Regions from separate parts of the Homo sapiens genome. Here region 2 is linked to region 1. Evidence: chromatin loops called from intact Hi-C (ENCODE). Cell type or tissue: right lobe of liver. All regions are shown on one strand. Links, peaks and the distances in the headings refer to the core of each region. The heading gives the core; the rest is flanking DNA.

What was found. A loop is a pair of places that touch in the nucleus more often than their neighbours do. Peaks named below come from ENCODE experiments on the same cell type or tissue, not always from the same donor. Only the 100,000 strongest peaks of a DNase experiment are listed, where the experiment ranks them.
Region 2: it touches region 1 in a loop (2.4-fold over the local background); 18 of 110 quality-filtered maps call a loop at or near these places.

Annotation. Positions count from the first base shown.
Region 1 is chr1:67,567,790-67,576,123 of GRCh38, reverse strand. It overlaps LOC105378780 (a long non-coding RNA gene), which reads right to left. Exons shown (of 4, transcript XR_947474.4): 2 at 925-1,052. Among named protein-coding and RNA genes, the nearest start is that of LINC01702, 50 kb to the right of the region's middle. In right lobe of liver, for the core only: no CTCF peak of the experiment used is centred there; a DNase peak (open chromatin) is centred at 3,283; H3K4me3 peaks cover 427 bases; H3K27ac peaks cover 3,903 bases.
Region 2 is chr1:67,621,708-67,630,041 of GRCh38, reverse strand. LOC124904197 (a long non-coding RNA gene) reads right to left here. Exons shown (of 2, transcript XR_007066160.1): 2 at 3,171-3,403. Among named protein-coding and RNA genes, the nearest start is that of GADD45A, 59 kb to the left of the region's middle. In right lobe of liver, for the core only: no CTCF peak of the experiment used is centred there; no DNase peak of the experiment used is centred there.

The DNA.
Region 1 (8,334 bases), core at 249-8,248:
CTAGTTCAGTTGTACTTTCTACTATGCCTCAGAGTTTAGGAATTGCTGTATTTGCATGCTTTGGAAAATTGCCCATGAAACATGCCCTTGCCTGCTGGAAACTTGAAGTCTGCAAGGAAGGGCTGAGAGTCAGTGATTACATCTGGTTAGGGAAATCAGGAGAGGCTTGATGGAGGTGGACTCTTTGATGAGCCAAGAAGGATGAATGGGGCCGTAGTGGGTGGAGACCCGGGGCAGAAGGGTGAGAGAGGGACATGTTTGTGGGAACAGAGTCTTCAGTCCAGACCCAGCAAGAGTGAGTTGTGAGGAGAGTGACGCTGGGTGATGAGGCTAGAGGAAGAGTTCACCGTGGGGGCTCCTGAATGAGGACTGAACTGTTGGGGCCAATATACCACTTCACAGATGACAGAACTGAGGCACGCATAGGCCAGTAGGGCTTAATCCCTATTCCTGATAACAAATGTGAGTTGCAGTGGAATCCATGAGAAAATAAAACATAGTACTGAAAATCCAATTTAGGGCCACAGAGGGGACATACATGACAGATGTGCGTGTTTTGGAGTAGGCCCAGGCCCCCAGCAGGACATCAAACTTGCTCGGGTCACTCAGCTCCCTCTCCCCTGTACACCACAGGAACCTGGGGGAAGGACCAGGGCCTACTGGATTTTGTATCTCTGGGGCCCATCACAATGTGTACCTAAGACTGGTACAGAGTGGAGGGTCAGTATGTGGTTGAGAAATGAATGGGAGATCAGAAAACAAGATCAGTCTGGGCTGGATAAACAAGGCAGGGTCTCTTGGAAGAAATGGGATTTTACCCCGGGACATTTAGGGTAGATAAATAATCAGGACAGTGACTTTCCATTTTTTGTGTGGAGGGTAGCTGGGAAACATCACCCCACCCCCAACTCCACAGACTCCCACCTGCGTTACGGTGAAAAGTTCAAGCCCCTTGCAGTCAGACAGTCTAGGCTGGAATCCTGGCTCCATCACTTATCAGCTGAGTGATCTTGGGACAGTCACTTGCTGTCTCCAAGCCCCAGGGTCTTAATCTGTAAAATGGAGGTAAAAATACCTTGTTTGCAGAGTTGTTGTGAGAACAAAGGAGCAAATAAACAAAAGACACAAAAAGATTAACTATGATCAAATCCTGTCTCTTTTTTTGGCCCTCTTCTCTGGTCCACCAGATGAAGAAGTCTAGTAACGCTTCTATAATGAGGGGTGAGTTGCAAGCTGGAGACAACACAGATAAAATTAATCACTAGAAGGGCTTAAATTATCTTCCCCTGAGATCAGGCCTTTTTTGGTGGGGTGGAGGGTGAAGTGAGTTGTTGAGGTTGGAGGAAATACAGGCTTTGTAAGGGGGTGTGTGGCATGAGGACTACAGGAGAGGGGCCTAGAATGGGAGAGGTGGCCACTGAGGACATTAGTTATGTCCAGCCCCCAGTAGGATGTCACATTTCCTTTGGTGGAAAGACAGGGTACCAACATTTGTTGAGCATGATGAAGTGCCAGGCACTGTGCTAGGTGCCAGGGATACATCCTTGATATATGTACAACCCTCACACTAGGCAGCTCCAGTTTTTTGGCAGACATAAACAGGAAAATAAACCACTATAATCCAAGTAATTATAACAAGAACAGAACAAGATACAGAGCACAGAAGACAACATAATACTATAAGGCAATCATATGGAAGGTGGGTTTTGAAAGATGCATAGGAGTTCATCATGAATCCAATCTAAGAAAGGGAAAATGAAGTCAAGTTCAGCACCACTGGAGTAAAAATGGTGGGAAGAGATGAGTTTAAGAGACGAAGCTGGCCATACGCGGTGGCTCATGCCTGTAATCCCAGCACTTCGGGAGGCCAAGGTGGGGGGATCACGAGGTCAGGAGTTCAAGACCAGCTTGGCCAATATGGTGAAACCCCATCTCTACTAAAAATACAAAAATTAGCCAGGCATGGTGGTGTGTGCCTGTAATCTCAGCTACTCAAGAGGCTGAGGCAGAAGAATACTTGAACCCAGGAGGCGGAGGTTGCAGTGAGCCCAGATCGTGCCACTGCACTCCAGCCTGGGTGACAAAGCGAGACTCCATCTCAAAAAAAAAAAAAAGACGAGGCTGGGGAGGGAGGTAGGAGCTAGATGATAATGAGCCATTCTTTATCCTGGAGTGATGGCAACCAGTGAAAGATTTTGAATGAATGAAACTATGTCCAATCTTCAAGTTAGAAAAACCTCTCTGGCAGAAGAATTCAAGGTGCATTGAAGTGGGGCAAGCTCAGAAACAAGATGCTAGTGAAGATGCAGTTTACCGTGGTCAAGGAGAGTGAGTGAGGCTCTAAACCAGGCAACTATGGGGCCATTCTTCTGAGCTCCTCAATCACAGGCAATCTTGTCCTCTTCTAAACCCACAGCATGTGGCTTCTTTCACTCATGGCCTATGACCCAGGACCATGTGCTATCATGAATTGTATATTTGTTTTCCCTCCACTGCCAGATTGAGAGCACTTTTTCCTCTCCACATCCCTGGGCTGAGGAGCTGCTTCACAGTTGGTGCCAATGTGTTCTGAGGTTCAGAAGGAGGGGTGTGGGGTTTCATGGGGTTCAGAAAGAGAGGCATGGAGTAAAAGCAGCCTGTGATCAGTTCATGAGCCAAGCAAGACCTCCAGGCCCTTTGCTCACTCCCCCTTCTCTGTCTGTCCCTAATCAAGCTATGCAAAGAAATGTCTTAACTGCCATCTGTATTGTTTTGTGAATCAACAGAAGAGCCCAAACCTTTTCTCTTGCACATTTACCAACCAGAGATTTAGGGAAATAACACATAATCAGAGGAGGAAAGACCAGCTGGTGGTAGGTGGATTTTGCCTGCATAGTTGGTTGTTTCCCTTCTAATACAAAAGCTGATAGTGGATCATAATCTAGGACATTTTTCCAGAATGAATCTGGCAGTATGCAAAGACATTTGCGTGCAGTAACTTTCTTTCTCACTCTTCCATGACTTTCTGTTGTGTCTGTGTGGGCACAGACAGGGTGGTTGCAGGTTAACTGGGGCCAAAAAGTTGTTATCACCTGGCATCTGTGCCAAGAGCTTATGTAAAATGAGCTGATTCCAGCAGGCACATGTCCCAGGTGGGACCCAACCCCCCACTGGCATGGGCTGGGTGCCTGTGAGCCACATGTTGCTAAGGGCTGAGAAGGAAGCAGTGCCCAGGGCCGGGGCTGTGCAGGGTGAGGGAAGGAGCAGCCTCTGAGAAGGGCCGGGCCAGGTGGATAGGGGAGAAGTCAGGCAAGAGAGGACTGGGAGTCCTGGGCAGCACCTGTTCCCAGAAAGTAAATAATACTTTACCCTTGTGTCATATGCCTGCCTGTCGCCGAGCAGGCGTCAGTTCATCCCTCACTGTGGGCCGCCAGCCCCGTACCAGCATGCTACTCATTTAAAATGTGCTTTGGAAAAGAAATCAAAGGTCCTGATGCCTTCTGCTGCTTGCTCAGCTCCATGGCCCTCCCAAACTCCCATTTCACAGCTGCTACTCAACTGCGGGGCTTATCGGGTGGGCCTGCCAAATATTTGGAACTGATGCCCCCGGCTCCGGACAGGAGTGGGTGATGGGGGCAGAGAGGCTGAGACTGCGCTCGGCTGTGGTCCGGGTAGGACAGGTGCTGGTGGCTGCAGCCTTGTCCCATTCCCCCCTCCCTTCCCCTCCTTCCCTCTGCTCTCCTGTTTACAGTCTGTTCACCGGACAATATTTCAAGTATTCTAAATATGAGTGTCATAAGCTCAAGACGGAATGCTGGGCCCATTGTGCGGAAGGGGAATTAGTTTAAAGACAGGGAAGATTAATTGGTCTGTTTAGGAATGAATCGGTTTAGCAATTACTGTGTTTTGAAAGAATATCATTTATGGGTTTAAGTAATAGTGCAGTGGTTAAGAACTCGGGTGCTGTGTGCTGACAGGACTGGGTTCAAATTCCAGCTCAGCCTCTGGCCTTGGGCCTATTCCGATGCCCATTTGTTGGGTGACCAACTCCTCCAGGTCTGCCCAGAATTTTCTGATTGCTAAGAACCCCCTCAGTTCTGGACACGCCTAGAGAGGAGTAATGATCATGCTTAGCTTATCTAACTGGATAAGATTCATATGGTTTATCACAGTGCCTGGCCCATAGTGAGTACTCCACTAAGAAAGCTAGTGTGATACCTTTTTGAGCACCCCAAACTACTGGCTGCACCAGGGACCGTGCTTTGGGGTGCAAGAGACTCAGCCACAAACATGCCTGTCACTGTGCAAACACTGTAGCATTTTCTAATGGAGCTCACCCTGTTAAGTAGCTAGTGGTGGCTCTATTTTACTGATAAGGAAATTAAGTCTCCAAGGGATAATAAGACACACAAAAGGTTAACAGCTGGAAAGGGAAGGATAGCCCTTTGGAACCCAGCTCTTCTCCATCAAGCCTGGAGTCCTTTCATCCTCAGCCATTCCCTGTCTAGTTCATACCATGCATTGAGTAATGCATAAGCTTTTGTGCCAGTTGCCCTCTCTGGCTGCCCTTACCTCCCAGCCCCTTCTCCTTCAGCTGGCAAATTCCCACCTTGCTTTGGTACCAGCTCAGACATCACCTTCTCCAGGAAATTGTACCTACCCTTCCCATGGGTCTCCAGTCTCTGTTCTCTTCATACCCTTTATATATCTCTCTGGATACATTTCCTTCCTAGTAATAATTTGCTAATTCACTGTCCTGTGAGCTCCTTGAAGACAAGGATTGTGTCTGTCTTTCCACCTCCCTCCAGAGCCAAGCACAGTTCCTAACCCATACCAGGTTTGAATTCATTAAGGTGTGACATGATTGTTTGATACTTAATAAAAGCTTCTATGACTTGACAACTTGTGGTATGTCACACACTAAGCTGAGCATATATATTTCTCATTTAATCCTCACCACAACTCATAAGTTTTGATAAATGACAGATAGGAAAATAAAACTCAGAGAGATTAAATAACCTGTCTGAGGTCACATAGCCAATAAGCACAGATGTGAACTTTGAGTCCAGATCTGCCTAAGAAACTCAACCACTGGGCTCTATCAGCGCCTAACTCAGCTCCTTGCACACATTAGGCATTTGGCACTAGTCAAGGTAGATGGATGGCATAGGATGGCGTACGGCAGGGGCCCAGGGTCATTGGCCCAGGGTTATTGGGCCCAGGGTCATTATTAGGGGCCCAGGCATCCGTGGGCCCAGGGTGATTGTCCTTGGGCCCTCACAGGCCAGCTGTTGTCAGTGGTATGTTTGCAGAAGCTGCCAGTTCCCTGCACTGGCATGAAAAGCTCTTCCTAATTCCATGGCTCATTTTCGCCCTTATGTCTTTCTGGCCTTTCTCATTCTCCCAGGGCAAGGTGAGGTTTGGGAAAGCTGAGGAATGTGGCTGAACTGTCTTCAATAAATTCTTTGCCGATAAGACATGGGGGAGTTTCCAGACACTTTCCTATGACTGTTCCAGCTAAGAACGTTAGGCTAAGCTACAATGACTCAGCCCATGGAAGACCAGGGCTGCTGAAGTTCCCCGGAAGCCAAGTTGCTCTGCATAGGTCTTGGTCCAACCAGGATAGGAAGTCCCAGGCAGCCCCAGTATCCTCAGAACCTTCTTGTGGATGGGAGAGGCAGAATGAGCACTGTCCCTGGGGAGAGACAGGCTAGGTCTGGAAGCATCAATGTCTCCTTCTACCACAGCTTCTGATTTATTACAAACCTTAGAAATGGATTTGGAATACAGGTCATGGGTTAGGATCCTGACTTTGCACTTACTAGCAGTGTGACCATAGCCAGTCATGCAACCTTCCTGGGCTCCAGGATCCTCTCTGCAGAATGTGGAGGAGAACAGTACCTACTTCAGGAAGCAGCTATGAGATTAGAAGAATTAATGTCTACACAATGCTGAGCACAGTCAACACACCAACTAGGTGCTTGAGAGTGGTAGCTATTATCATATGAGGGAGGGATGGAAAAAACTGTGAGTGGAGCTTGCAGCTTCTGGGGTAGCAATGAGTGTGGCCAATCTTCACTGCTCCCCAGCTGAGTGAGTCTACTTGCCATGGCATCTTTGACTGCTCCCGGGCTGAGTGGCATGTACTGAGTTCCTCTGGCCAGAGGCTCCCAAAATGTGTTTTCTGCAGGCTGGTATCTGCAGGAAGGACTGGTTTACTCCAAGCCCATTGTGTCTGCAGCATATGTGTTTTGCCTTGGAAAGCTGGAAGTGTGTGACCCCGCAACATTGGCTCAAGGGGAATTTTCCTGCAGAGGTCAGGCAGGGTCTGCCTTCTTACCCAACAAGGGCCTTGGTTTTGGGAAGTTTCCCCAGGACATGTTGCACCAGAGCCCATGAGCTCCATAGTTTGGCTGTGTTTCCCCTTCCCCTCCCCACTCCCTCTCCTTTTTTTTGCAGAGCCAGAGGTAAAATGGAAAATGTGTGCTCAGGTGAAGAAAGATGTGTACTGTCAGATAATATCTTTTCTTCTCTGGCTTTGAAGTATGTCAGACACAAGCTAAATGGCCTAAAATTGATAATAAGTAGCCTTTTAAGTGCGGTCATGCTTTCTTACCAAATCAACAAATATCTCTTAAGCTGTAAGTGTTCAAAGAGTAGGAATCATGAAGGGTTTATGGATAGAAAGGGCTGTGGAACTGATTTAACAGTTGAAGAAATTAAAACCTCAAGAGGAGATGCCAAGTGCAGTGGCTCACGCCTGTAATCCCAGCACTTTGGGAGGCCAAGGGGGGGATCACTTGAGGTCAGAAGTTCAAGCCCAGCCTGGCCAACATGGTGAAACCCCGTCTCTACTAAAAATACAAAAATTAGCTGGGTGGAGTAGCAGGCACCTGTAATCACAGCTACTCGGGAGGCTAAGGCAGGAGAATTGCTTGAACCCAGGAGATGGAGGCTGCAGTGAGCTGAGATCCACTCCAGCCTGGGTGGCAGAGCGAGACTCTCTTCAAAAAAAAAAAAATCAAAAAACCAAAAAGCTCGAGAGGAGAAACGACGTCCCAAAAGTTATCAGCCAGGTGGGGGAGAGGCAAGATTTAAACCCAAGGCTGATATTTGGCTTAAATCTCTCCCCTTCTTTTTTTTTTTTTTCTGACAGGGTCTCACTCTATTATCCAGGCTGGAGTGCAGTGGCATCGTCTTGGCTCCCTGCAGCCTCCATCTCCTGGGCTCAACTGATCCTCTCACCTCAGCCTCCCAAGTAGCTGGGACCACAGGCACGCGCCACCACACCCAGGTAATTTTTGTATTTTTATAGAGATGGTGTTTCGCTATGTTGCCCAGGCTGGTCTCGAACTCCCAGACTCAAGCAATCTGCCTGCCTCAGTCTTCCAAAGTGCTGGGATTACAGGCATGAGCTAACATGTCTGGCCTCCTCCTCTTTGTAAATGGCCACCTTATGGTGTCACTGGTGTGGTACTGGGCAGCAAAATAACACCAAGAATTAAGGGGAACATCTTCTGCCTTTGAGGAGCTTCAATTTAGTAGAAAAACCAACAGGCCAAATGATGAGCAGATGGTTCTCCACAGCATCGCGCCAGGGAAAGAGCAAAGGTTTTCATGCAGGGCTGACCATATCCTGGGGCTGCACCCTGCAAGGCCCTACAATGCACCATCTGTGGGACCTAACCTCTTGATGTCTCAGTTTCCCCATCTATAAAACTATCTCACAGGGTTGTTATAAAAGCATTTAGTACAGAGCCTAACACATACTATGTGCTCAATAAATGGTAGGAAAAATAAATCCAAGTCCTGTAAAAATGCTGCCTCTTATTATGCCTCCCTTTGGGCAACTTATCATTTGCAAACGGAATTTACATCTGTTTTTTTTTCCTTAGTCTTCATAAGAGCCTTCAAAGATAACCAGGAAAGATTATCAACAAATATTCATTAAATAAATGGCTAAATGGATTGATGAATATTAAAATTACCATGTGCACAGCACTTACCACATGGAACTGTTCTAAGAACTTTGCCTGTTCTATGTATCTTATATAATATATGCATTATACCGGCACAACAACTCTATGAGATGGGTACTATTATCATCCCCATTTTACAGATAAGTAAACTGAGCTCCAGAAGATATTGAACAACTTGCCTAAGGTTATACAGGTAGTAAGTGACTTAGCTGAGAATGACCCCAGGTAAGCTGGCTACAGAATTTGGGCTCCTAACCAGAAAACCGTATTCACTGATTGAATGAATAAATGATAAATGAATGAATATAGAGGCCAGGTAACCCCTATTATATAGATATCAAAGCTGAGGCTGACAGAGCCCAAGGTCACATAGTTG
Region 2 (8,334 bases), core at 84-8,083, 54 kb before region 1:
GCCACAGGGGGTGAGGAGGCCACAAGAGAAGCTTGGACATCATGCAAAGAGATGGCAGGCCTTAAGCTGTCCTTGGATTTGACTTGGCTCTGATAATAATTTGTCCAACTTGGCAGTGATATGACAATAAATTCCATGGATGTGAACAGCACAATGCATGCCAAGAAAAGTTGTTTTTTGGCAGAATTACCCTCATTGTTACTGTGTGCTGGGCAAAAAAAAAAAAAAAGTGCAAGAGATTCAGCATCTCTAACTTTCTTGCTCAGGACACAGTCATTTCTTTTCTCCCCAATACACAGGGGAAGGAGGCTGGTGAGGTTACCTTCAACACACTGTGTGCATCCCAATGAGCATGTCAGAGCTAAAAACTGATGGATGCTCAGCCCACTTTAGGACAGGCAATAGCTCAGTGTGCTAGCTCATAAACTGAGAACTTTATCTTATCAAGGATATTAGTGACCTCCCAGTCAAAAGCCCTGAACTAGTTCAACTCCACTGCTTGCAGGGTGAGACTGAAGTCAAGACACAGGAAATGACTTACTGAGAAAACATTACTAAGTTAGCAGCAGAGCCATGAACTGCTTACCGGGTACCTTCTTTATTGCCATTGCCTTGCTGGTAAGTGCTCAATAAATGTTAGCCATCATGATCATCATCAATATCATTATTACTTTTATGTGCTCATCACACACCCTGTGGCAATTAGATGGCATTTTCCCACTTTGTGAATACAGAAACCAGGAAATTTACCCAGGGTCCCACAGCTAGCAAGTGTCACAGCAGGCCTGGAACACAGGTGTGCTGACTCTACCTCCAGTAGTTTTTCCAGCCCTCATCCTGACTGTCCTGTGATCTGTGTATTGTGAAGCTATGAGTCCAGAAAGACCCTGTAGATGCAAAAGTCTAGAGAATAGCTCTTCCAACACTGTCTTCATAGAAGCTATGCTGTTGGGATGCTCCACAGCAGACAACATAAAAGTTCTCTTCAAAATGAGCATTTTCTTCCTCTCTGTTGAGTGCACAATGGGAACGGTGCTGGAAAGCATAAGCAGTTCAGCCATGATGCTGAAGAGGTGGGCAAAGGGCAGGTTCCAGGAGGCCCCATGTCATAACAAGGTGCTTGGGTTTTATCCTACCAGCAGAACCTTTGATGGGGCTTAAGTAAAGGACACCGTGGCAAAAATTTGCGCTTGAGATATTTCACGCTGGCGGTTGGGTGTAGGATGGATTTGAGAGGATTGGAGGAGAGGCAGAGAGAACTGAGAGGAGGCCGCAGCTTAGGTGAGGTGGTCTGAGGAAAGGAGTAGAGGGGCAGATTCAGGATTGACTTGAAATCAAGATGAAAAAGAGGGAAAAGGTGAGTCTCCAGTTTTTAGCTTTGATGACTGATTGGGGTAAGAGTAGAAGAAGAAGAGTTGGATTGAGGGCAAGATGAAGAGTCCTGCTTTAGACATATTGAGATAGAGGGGCCTAAAGGATATTTTATCCTTGATTCCCTCAAAGGAAGGCCTGGGACAAAGGTTTTTGCATGGGTCATTTATCTGGGAAGTGATCCCAAGAACAGGAGAGAGGGATCAGGGAGGGTGGGATAAAGGAAAATGGAAAAATGGAAAGCCAGTAATGGATGTGTATCATATTGGTCACTGCCACAGGACAGTGATGCTGGACCCCTGGGGCCTCCAAGAAGCATTTACGCTGCATTTCAGGACTGTCCACCTGAGAGAGATAAGAGGGAGAAGCGGTTATCCACTGATTCTTGTACTTCAGTAATCCTGATTCCACATGAAGTGTTATCCCAACCCCCACCCCCAATCTGGGTTGCACACGCCCAAGTGTTAGGCATTTCCACAGGCAACCAGAATGACTAGGCATCCAGGGGCATCAGAGAAGCCCCAAGGCACGAAGCGTGGTCTAAGCCAATTGTTGAAAAAAGTTACTGTCTGTGTAAATTGAGTCATAGCCAGGGTAGAACCGCTTGCCAGAGCCACTAATGGACTCAGAAATGAGGCCAAGAGGATATGAGAGGGTGCATAAGAGACACCCAAGTCATGGGACCTCCAGGTGGGTCTGTCCAGGTGGCACATATGTAAATCATCTAAAGTTCTGGAGAGAGACTGGGGCTGGAGACAAAGATTTGGCAATCATCAGTATCCAGGAGGTTGTTGAAACCATGAGGAAAGTGTGTCAAGTGCCCAGAGCAGTGAGCTGAGGAGGAATCCTGGAGGACCCTGAAGGACTGAGCAGAGGAAAAAAAGCCCACGGAGGCACAGGAATGGCCAAGGAGATGTAAGCAGAACCTGGAAAGGATGGTGCCATGGGAGCCAAAGTAGTAGCAGGTGACAAGGAGATTAGCTGAAGGTCTCCAGTGCATCACACCATAAAAAAAATCCCACTGCGTTTGGCAATCAGGAGGTCTTGGGTGCCATCACCGAGAGGAAGCTCAGTACAACTGTGGTGTTAGAGGTCAGAAAATATTGGCCTGAGGTATGAATGGGAGGTAGAAATCTGAAAAGAATAGTGCACCCTGCTTAGTCACAAGGACTGCCCTTGAACAGGATGAGGGCAGTGAAGGCATGAGCACAGGGACAGAGAGAGGGCAGATTTTAGGTCAGAGAGTGAGGCACTGAAGGGGATCAGGCAAAACAGCCTTAGTTTTCTTGGTGAAGCAATATTCTGTGCTGAAACTGTAGTAGTACGTGAACTAGAACTGGCCATCCTCCTTCTCCTGCTGAGAGCTTTCAACCTGAGGACCGCAGGAGAGAGTTGGGCTAGTACTCAGTTATTTCTATCAGTCATTCAGTCAGACAGTCCATATTTACTGAATAGTAACAATGTACAAGGCCTTATGAAACTGGGGACAATACAAGATGACTGCGATTTATTCCCTACTTATAAGGAGCTTTCAAGCATAGGTCCTGGGAATTTGTTACAAACCAGAGGAAGCTAGAAACTGGACTGGGTCAGGGATGCTGGCCTGTGTCCAGAAGTCTATTCATTTATTCAACAAATCTACTGAGGGATTATTATGTGCCAGGCACTGATCCATGTGCTCAAAATATATCAGAGAACAAAACAGACAACAATCCTGGTCTCATGGACCCTATATTCTAATGGGGTATATTTGTCAGGGAAGTCTAAGTTATGCTGTATTAATAAGTGCAGAGTATCAGTGGCTTAACAAAACAATGCTTTATTTATTTCTCTTTTACACAAAATCCATTGTGATTCTACAAGGCAATTGTCTTCCATGCAGTGACTCAGGGGCCCAAGAGGTTTCATCTGAGGTTCCTTAGTTGTGATGGCAGAGGAAAGAGAAACCGAAGAACTTCCCATGGGCTTGTAGGTACTGCAGCTTGGAAATGACTCACAATGCTTTCTCTCAGGACTAATCACATGGCCTCGCCTACAACAAAAAAACTAGCAAATGTGAGGAAGCACATGGAATATTTGGTGAGTGTTATTGTTTCTGCCACATGGCAGGAAGCAGTCTATAGGCTAAATAAATAAATCAGTTACATACCATATTAGAAAGGGATGAGTGCCATGGAAAAAGCAGAGGAGGGTAAGGAGGATTGGCTGTGTTGGGGGAAGAAGTGGAGGGTGGAATTTTTAAATCAGGATAGTTGCTGTGGCCTCAATGAGAAGGTGGCATTTTGAGAAAAGCCTTCAAGGAGATGAGAGAGCCAGTTGAATCTCTGAGAGAAGAATGATCTCAACAGAAAGAATAATCTGTGCAAAGGCCCTGAGGCAGGAAGATGTCTTAGAGAGTGAAAGAGGTAGAAAGTGAGGTTGGAAAGGTACGGGGGGAGGGGCAGGGAAGGTGAGGAACAGCATGCAGATTGTGTATGGCCTTAGAAGCCCTTTGTCAAAACTTTGGCTTTTACTTTGAAAGAAAAGGGATGCTGCTGTTGGATTGAGGCAGAGGACATCACGGCCTGTCTGAGGCATTCATGTGATCACCCTGGATGCTCTGTGGCAAATAGGCTGTAGGGCAAAGTGGCTGCAGGGAGAACCAATAGAAGGCCATTACAGTCATCTAAGTGGAAGACAATGCTGGCTTGGACCAGACTAACACTGGTGAGAAGCAGTTGAATTCCGGAAAGTTTTGGAGGTCTGTGCCCTCACGTGGAGTTTCTGGAGCTCCCTTGCTTCATCAGTCATGACTTGTTAGGTCACAACAGCCCAGAGCCCCTGAAATGAAATTATCTCTGAGCCCATGGTGGGCTTGAGGGGAGGGGAGGGGCAGGAAAGGTGTCTTGTGCCAGGTGGATTCTCAGGTACAGCTTCCAGAGCATGGGGACGCTGCCTCAGGAGTGATCACACTCACTTCTCACTAGACCACAATTCTGCAGTCTCTCCACTGTCTTAAATCACGGAAATGCACTCTGAAGAGCAAGGTGGACAGACTGAGGCCTGCAGAGTCCAGGTGACTTAAAAATCCAGAGTCAGAGTCAGAAAAGGAGCCCCGGTGGCCTGTTCCCAGTGGAGAGCTGCTGCTTCCTTCCCTGCCCTTCCCTCCCGTGACCCGCTTTTGTCAAGATTAAGGTACGTGGGAGAGGGGAAGAGGGGCAAAGGAAGCCTTTCCTATTCTCTCATTCCCACCCCACTCCTCTGCACTTGGCACAGGCTTTGGGAGTCTCTGCACTCCAACAGAACTTTCTAGGTCTGGCACTATGAAGGACATGGAATGTATCAGGATGTAGAGCAAAATGGCCCATGCGGTGGTCAGAGATGGAAAGCACAGACTTTAGTATCAGAAGAACTGTTCCAATCCCAGTTTTTTCACACAAATCAGTTATGGTACCTTGTGAGGTTACTTTACCTCAGTGAATTTTCATTTCCTTGTCTGAAAAATGGGGATAATAAGCCTATCACATAGGATTGTTATAATAAACATAATATGTGTAAAATGTCTAGCTCAGAATAGAAGGATGTGACAGATCCTGTAAACTGGTTCATTCAACATCTATTCTCAAACACCGTCTTCTTTGCTTTTCTCTACTAGCAAGGGTCAAAGAGGAAATACCCAAACTCCCAGCTTCCCTGCAGCTGGGGTTGGCCACAAAACCCAGCTATGACCAATGAGACATAAATACCTGTCCTTGACTTTTCCAAATAAAAAGGCAAAGCTTCTGAGCAGCAAGTCCTTGCTCCTCTCTCTGTCTGCCCCCCTCTCTCTTCTTGCCTGGAACTTAACTGCGAGGCTGGAGGTAGAACAGCCATCTTGATGTCATGAGGCAACAAGCACAAGGTTCACAGGCTAAGGCTGATGAAGTGGCAGGAGAGAAAGAGCTAGGGTGCTTGATGACATTGTTGAGCTTCTGTTTTACTCCAGGGCCACCTGGCCAGGAGTTTATTGTTGTGTGAGACAAGTACCTCATTGCTGGTATTCACCTGTGTTTGTTAGGTCTCTGCTATTTGAAACTAACATAATCAATAATAGCTATCAATATGGTCATCATCATCATTATATATGTTCTCCTACAACTTCAACAACCTCTGGCTCACAGGTGTAGATTTTATTATCTAATTGGGGAGCCAATTAAGATTTATTAATCAAACCTTTAAAGTAGCATTTCCCAGGGAGTATTCCAAGAATGTTGGCTCTTACAGATATTAATAGGTCTTCTGAGAAAAAAAAAAAGCTCTATTGTCAAGTTAACAAATGATGATACTTGGCAGAAATCTTTATAACAGCAGTTTTCGAATTGGTATACTATTTGAGGGCTTTCCAAAGGATTTTAAAGAATCAATTACAGATCCTCAACTATGATAAGTATACTTTCCAAAAGTAAATATGTGTGATGACTCCTCCTTATGGTCCTCCTCTCCCTCCTGTTCCCTCATTAGGTCCATTCTCCCACCTCACAGAAGAAAATCACATCTCACTGCTGGCCAGACTTACCCTGGGGCACTGCTCCAAGGTGGAGAAATCTCTGTGCTACAAAGGAACAACCCCAGGCTGGCTACGGTGGCTCATGTCTGTAATCCCAGCACTTTGGGAGGCTGAGGTAGGCAGATCCCTTGAGTCTAGGAGTTCAAGACCAGCCTGGGAACATGGCGAAACCCCATCTCCACAAAAAAATATAAAAATTAACTGGGCATGGTGGTGCGCACCTGTAGTCCCAGCTACTTGAGAGGCTGAGGTGTGAGGATGGCTTGGGCCTGGAAGGCAGAGGTTGCAGTGAGCTGTGTTGGTGCCACTGCACTCCTAATTTCTTTTTTTTGTTTGTTTAGTTTATTATTATTATTATACTTTAAGTTTTAGGGTACATGTGCACAATGTGCAGGTTAGTTTCATATGTATATATGTGCCATGCTGGTGCGCTGCACCCATTAACTCATCATCTAGCATTAGCACTCCTAATTTCTAATGACTGGGAAATAAATCTATGTGCAAGTCATGTGGTGTTCAATTCTTTGCTTTCAACAGAATGGAAGGACGTAACTGAATTGTCAGCTGATAGATCGTTTAAAATATCTTTATGGTAAATGGCTATGTTATCTTCGTCTTATATCTATGAAATAGTTTAAACTTGAGTGTCAATGCTATGAATTCCATTCCTACCTACTTACTTATGTGAACACAGCTTCTCAATGTTTCTATCTGTAAAAATAACAAATAGAAATAGAATGGATACTACACCCTGTCTCATTCTAGCAATAAATAATTCACTCATGGGATGCAAGAAGCAGTTGAGAAAAAGTGCCACTCAGCTTACCAATAAATGTGATTCTAATAAAAACTTACTTTTTAAGTTTAATAATTATGCATAAAATTTATAATATTCCTCTGTTGTTTTGGTTAATTCTGTGCTAATCATAACTAAATTCAGAAAAAATTTAAAACACTTGCAGCATTTAATTTACATATGTATTTTTTTGTTTTGTTGTAGAGGTAGAAAAGTATAGTAGAATGATAAATAAAAGGTTTTCAAGCATTATTATTTTAGAATGAACTTCTGTGTAGAAGTGAAATGGAGAAAAATGATGAAAATGTATATTAAAGAGCTTGTTTATATAATTTTAACTAGATGATGGATCTCAAATCACTATAGTTGGTGTCAAATTGCTGTGGTATTTAGAATTCTTTGAGAAACGTTTAAGAGCTTTATTTTTATTTATTTTTTTAATTTTTTTGAGACAGAGTCTCACTTTGTCACCCAGGCTGGAGTGCAGTGGTGCGATCTCAGTTCACTGCAACCTTCGCCTCCTGGGTTCAAGCAATTCTCCTGCTTCAGCCTCCCAAGTAGCTGGGATTACAGGCACAGACCACTGTGCCTGATTAATTTTTGTATTCTTAGTGGTTTTGCCATATTTGCCAAGCTGGTCTTGAACTCCTGACCTCAAATGATCCACCCTCTTTGGTCTCCCAAAGTGCTAGGATTACAGGCATGAGCCACCGCGCCTGGCCAAGAGAGTAATATAAGAGCTTTATTTTTAAATGGTACTATTTATAATATGTTCAGAAATTACCTCCTTTGCAACCATCTCAATGTATCATAAAATTTTTAGATATTTAAGTTAAAAGATGGATGAAAGTATACCATTTTCAAATTTTATGGAAGGGTATACGGGCAAAGATTTGGAGATAAGTGCTTTACAGGATCTCTTTTCATGAACAGATAAAAATGTCAAGTAATCAAGAATGATATTGTGGAAATAGTGCTTCTACCAATAATCATTTGTTCTTCTTTAAAAGACTAGTTATAACACTGCCTTGCTTATTACACATGTACCTGGAAAACCTTTACACACAGACCATGCAAAGACAAACCTCTCTCACTTAATCACAAGTAGATGTTTAGAATTCAAAGTTATTAATCTATTAATCAGATTTCACCTAACTGTGTGAATAAGAAGATAATACACGCAGCTATAAAAAACAATGAAATCATATTCTTTGCAGCAACATAGATGCTGCTAGAGGCCATTATCCTAAGCAAATGAATGCAGGGATAGAAAACCAAATACTCCATGTTCTCACTTATAAGTGGGAGCTAAACACTGGGTATTCGTGGACAGAAAGACGGCAACAATAGACACTGGGAACTACTATGGGGGAAGAGAGAGAGAAGGTCAAGGGTTGAAAAACTACCTATTGGGTACTATGCTCACTACCTGGGTGATGGGATCAATCACACCCCAAATCTCAGAATCATGTAATATATCCATGTAACAAACCTGCACATGTACCCCTGATCTAAAATAAAAGTTGAAAATTTTTTAAAAAAAGAAAATACAGTCCATAATAAATAGCTTCAAAGAGAAGTACATTTGAAGAACAAAATACAGAAAAAAAAGAGGATAAGGCTCATAACAAAAAGCAAATTA